Regions from separate parts of the Homo sapiens genome. Here region 2 is linked to region 1. Evidence: read pairs that join two places in POLR2A ChIA-PET (ENCODE). Cell type or tissue: B cell. All regions are shown on one strand.

Region 1 (2,500 bases):
ACTTCTTAAAAGTTTTATTAAAGGGGAGGGGCAAATATTGGCAATTAGTTGGCAGTGGCCTGTTACGGTTGGGATTGGTGGGGTGGGTTTAGGTAATTGTTTAGTTTATGATTGCAGATAAACTCATGCCAGAGAACTTAAAGTCTTAGAATGGAAAAAGTAAAGAAATATCAACTTCCAAGTTGGCAAGTAACTCCCAATGATTTAGTTTTTTTCCCCCCAGTTTGAATTGGGAAGCTGGGGGAAGTTAAATATGAGCCACTGGGTGTACCAGTGCATTAATTTGGGCAAGGAAAGTGTCATAATTTGATACTGTATCTGTTTTCCTTCAAAGTATAGAGCTTTTGGGGAAGGAAAGTATTGAACTGGGGGTTGGTCTGGCCTACTGGGCTGACATTAACTACAATTATGGGAAATGCAAAAGTTGTTTGGATATGGTAGTGTGTGGTTCTCTTTTGGAATTTTTTTCAGGTGATTTAATAATAATTTAAAACTACTATAGAAACTGCAGAGCAAAGGAAGTGGCTTAATGATCCTGAAGGGATTTCTTCTGATGGTAGCTTTTGTATTATCAAGTAAGATTCTATTTTCAGTTGTGTGTAAGCAAGTTTTTTTTTAGTGTAGGAGAAATACTTTTCCATTGTTTAACTGCAAAACAAGATGTTAAGGTATGCTTCAAAAATTTTGTAAATTGTTTATTTTAAACTTATCTGTTTGTAAATTGTAACTGATTAAGAATTGTGATAGTTCAGCTTGAATGTCTCTTAGAGGGTGGGCTTTTGTTGATGAGGGAGGGGAAACTTTTTTTTTTTCTATAGACTTTTTTCAGATAACATCTTCTGAGTCATAACCAGCCTGGCAGTATGATGGCCTAGATGCAGAGAAAACAGCTCCTTGGTGAATTGATAAGTAAAGGCAGAAAAGATTATATGTCATACCTCCATTGGGGAATAAGCATAACCCTGAGATTCTTACTACTGATGAGAACATTATCTGCATATGCCAAAAAATTTTAAGCAAATGAAAGCTACCAATTTAAAGTTACGGAATCTACCATTTTAAAGTTAATTGCTTGTCAAGCTATAACCACAAAAATAATGAATTGATGAGAAATACAATGAAGAGGCAATGTCCATCTCAAAATACTGCTTTTACAAAAGCAGAATAAAAGCGAAAAGAAATGAAAATGTTACACTACATTAATCCTGGAATAAAAGAAGCCGAAATAAATGAGAGATGAGTTGGGATCAAGTGGATTGAGGAGGCTGTGCTGTGTGCCAATGTTTCGTTTGCCTCAGACAGGTATCTCTTCGTTATCAGAAGAGTTGCTTCATTTCATCTGGGAGCAGAAAACAGCAGGCAGCTGTTAACAGATAAGTTTAACTTGCATCTGCAGTATTGCATGTTAGGGATAAGTGCTTATTTTTAAGAGCTGTGGAGTTCTTAAATATCAACCATGGCACTTTCTCCTGACCCCTTCCCTAGGGGATTTCAGGATTGAGAAATTTTTCCATCGAGCCTTTTTAAAATTGTAGGACTTGTTCCTGTGGGCTTCAGTGATGGGATAGTACACTTCACTCAGAGGCATTTGCATCTTTAAATAATTTCTTAAAAGCCTCTAAAGTGATCAGTGCCTTGATGCCAACTAAGGAAATTTGTTTAGCATTGAATCTCTGAAGGCTCTATGAAAGGAATAGCATGATGTGCTGTTAGAATCAGATGTTACTGCTAAAATTTACATGTTGTGATGTAAATTGTGTAGAAAACCATTAAATCATTCAAAATAATAAACTATTTTTATTAGAGAATGTATACTTTTAGAAAGCTGTCTCCTTATTTAAATAAAATAGTGTTTGTCTGTAGTTCAGTGTTGGGGCAATCTTGGGGGGGATTCTTCTCTAATCTTTCAGAAACTTTGTCTGCGAACACTCTTTAATGGACCAGATCAGGATTTGAGCGGAAGAACGAATGTAACTTTAAGGCAGGAAAGACAAATTTTATTCTTCATAAAGTGATGAGCATATAATAATTCCAGGCACATGGCAATAGAGGCCCTCTAAATAAGGAATAAATAACCTCTTAGACAGGTGGGAGATTATGATCAGAGTAAAAGGTAATTACACATTTTATTTCCAGAAAGTCAGGGGTCTATAAATTGACAGTGATTAGAGTAATACTTTTTCACATTTCCAAAGTTTGCATGTTAACTTTAAATGCTTACAATCTTAGAGTGGTAGGCAATGTTTTACACTATTGACCTTATATAGGGAAGGGAGGGGGTGCCTGTGGGGTTTTAAAGAATTTTCCTTTGCAGAGGCATTTCATCCTTCATGAAGCCATTCAGGATTTTGAATTGCATATGAGTGCTTGGCTCTTCCTTCTGTTCTAGTGAGTGTATGAGACCTTGCAGTGAGTTTATCAGCATACTCAAAATTTTTTTCCTGGAATTTGGAGGGATGGGAGGAGGGGGTGGGGCTTACTTGTTGTAGCTTTTTTTTTT
Region 2 (2,500 bases), 730 kb before region 1:
CTTCAATGGCCTGGCTGGCTGTGTCCAAGGCCCAGGAGACAACCTGTTTTCTGGCTGTTCGAGGTTGGGGAGTCTGGGTAGAGAAAAACGTTAAAGTGCTAAAGCAGCTTCTGCGAGAGGCTGCAAATGCAGATTTGGTCATACTTGTCTAGGGTCTGAACCTGCAAACAGCAAGGGGAAAACCTATGATTCTCCACCAGAGTTTACAAGTCCAGAAAGCAGATTTTCTCTCTCTCATTTTTTTAAGGAGTAAAATGCTGTTGCTACAAGTAAAAAAATGTAATGATAAAATGGTCAGTTTACCACAGCTGGATTTTGCGGTAATAAAAAAGAGAGGTTACACTCCTAGAATTTTGAGTTAAGATTACAAAAAGGACCATAGCTTGATATTCTGAATGAAAATTTAGTAGCAGCTGCAAGAAGGGAAGAGACCATGTGGATCAGGTTATTAAAAAAACATACTGAAAGTAATCAAGACTCCTATACCCTTGGTTTAGTTGAGAGAACCTTGCCTAGTTGGAGAGCAAGGACTGAACTCGGCTGCTCCCACTGTCTTCAGCCTAAAGGGAACCATGTCACACCACGTTACACACACGATGGAATAAAAGGTCAGGTTTGTTCATGGCTAATGACGGCTAAATGACACCTCCGTTTCTAGCATTTGTATAAACTGTTAGCACAATCCATTAAGAGTGAACAAAAGCAAACATACCCCAGCTCATTAGACTACCATCTTATACATTTAAGTCTACAAGAAAAGTTTTAAACATGTTTTTACTGTGCAAGTTAAGCAGCATCAAAATAACAATAAAGTGGCTTAAGTGATATAACACCTTTTTAAGAAATTATCTTAATTAAGAAAACCCATGCATTTCCCTCCAACCTGGGCTCAAAAGCAAAACCAATCAGGCATTAGGGCCTCTTTCAAAACTGAATAGAAGGGAGGAAAAACCCTGCTCTGGTTTTATTTCTAACATGCTTGACATTTCTAATTCCCACCCCACAGCTGTCTAGAATTAAGCATTCTTAGCTAGTTACAAAAACAAGTCTTACCAGCACCCAATTGGCCATGTGAAGGCCTCACAACAGTTTAACCTCCTCCCAAATTGCAGAAGTGAAAGGCAAAAGCTAGTATTCTAGAGGTTAGACTGGCCCGACTTCTTCACCTCCAACAGGCATCGGCTAGATCAACTAAATTCTAATCCCAGTTATCCAGGAAGCAAAGAAGGTTTGTTAAAAATTCAACCTTTGGAGGAATTGACTGGTGACCTGTAGACATATTATTAAAGGGAAAAAGGCCAAAAAGGCACTAAACAGTTGTGGTCTATGACCTACAATGTAAATTTAAAAAAAAAAAAAATCTTCAAAAAGAAACGAAACACAACACAACCCTACAACCAAAATCTATCTATAGGTAAAATATAGCAAATGTAGTAAGTCAAATTAAAGAGTCAATATGGAGAAACAAGGAAGTTAATGTTTCCTGGCAAAGGGCGGAAGAAAGATGCATGAGTGAGTGACTTCTAAAGCCATTACATCATCTTCCTGATTTAATAAGCTATTAACTGGGTAACAAAAACCAAAAACACTACTTTTTAAAGCAAAGTCTTTTCAACTATTCTGTATGTACTAAGAGAAAATTCAGTGAGAGGGAGAGACTTACTGCCCTTCTAATTAAATGACCAATTTTAGCTGTTCAATCAGCTAATAAAATTCCAGTTTAAAAAAGTTCATCTCCCCCACACAATTTATTTTTCTGAGGTGAGAGAAACTGCAAACTGAAATGACATGACCACAGCTGTTTGAGGCCCACGCTCCCTTTAAGGAAAAAAAAAAAGTAATTTAGGGTTGGTTGCATGCCTTCCCAAAATAGGTGAGAATATTCTGGCCCCTCCCAACACCCCCAAGGCAATGGCCAAGGCTGAAAGTTAACTGGCAGTGAAAGAAGTTGGTTAGAAATCTCATCTGATTTTGAAACCATCTCAAAACCATGAGCAGGAAGACTGCAGCAATGAGCTGACCAGAGCTCCTGGCTTGCTCAAGTTCAGTGATGCTCAAAAATATTTTTAGTCCCTGCACTGTGTACCTGTGAGAAAAACTCTATGCCCTGGGCTTTTGGCCAAAGCAGGTACTGAAAAGGCAGGTTAACGGGCCACCTCACTGTCCCCTAAGGGTGGGTAAATCAGGTTAAGATCTACATGCTTACCAATTGGAAACCAGTTGTCCATTTTCCTGTAACTTTTTATTCTCCCAACATTTTTAAGTTTTATTCCAATTTTCTAACTGTTGACTGACCATACATATTTCTAATTAAACCTTAATCCCCAAAGTGGTCAGGGTACAGTCGTCATACTATGATTTTATTGAACTGACACAATATGTTGCCACCAGTAAAACGTATTGAGAAAAAGGTAAAAGCGTTACTGTCAGCTGGTTAAAACTGTTTCCCAACCTGTCCTCAGGGTTAGGGGGGATGCCCAGGTCTCCTGTGCGCAGTTTA

What was found. ChIA-PET counts read pairs that join two places held together with the same protein. Peaks named below come from ENCODE experiments on the same cell type or tissue, not always from the same donor. Only the 100,000 strongest peaks of a DNase experiment are listed, where the experiment ranks them.
Region 2: POLR2A ChIA-PET joins it to region 1 with 5 read pairs; 9 of 35 experiments call an interaction of 5 or more read pairs at or near these places.

The regions. Positions count from the first base shown.
Region 1 is chr11:65,501,819-65,504,318 of GRCh38, forward strand. It overlaps MALAT1 (metastasis associated lung adenocarcinoma transcript 1), which reads left to right. Exons shown (of 1, transcript NR_002819.5): 1 at 1-2,500. It also overlaps TALAM1. Among named protein-coding and RNA genes, the nearest start is that of MALAT1, 4.0 kb to the left of the region's middle. In B cell, no CTCF peak of the experiment used is centred here; DNase peaks (open chromatin) are centred at 1,346 and 2,454; H3K4me3 peaks cover 2,500 bases; H3K27ac peaks cover 2,500 bases.
Region 2 is chr11:64,770,978-64,773,477 of GRCh38, forward strand. SF1 (splicing factor 1) reads right to left here. Exons shown (of 13, transcript NM_004630.4): 3 at 2,453-2,500. Among named protein-coding and RNA genes, the nearest start is that of SF1, 6.3 kb to the right of the region's middle. RefSeq lists an enhancer at 1,759-1,848. In B cell, no CTCF peak of the experiment used is centred here; DNase peaks (open chromatin) are centred at 1,114 and 1,454; H3K4me3 peaks cover 1,880 bases; H3K27ac peaks cover 2,500 bases.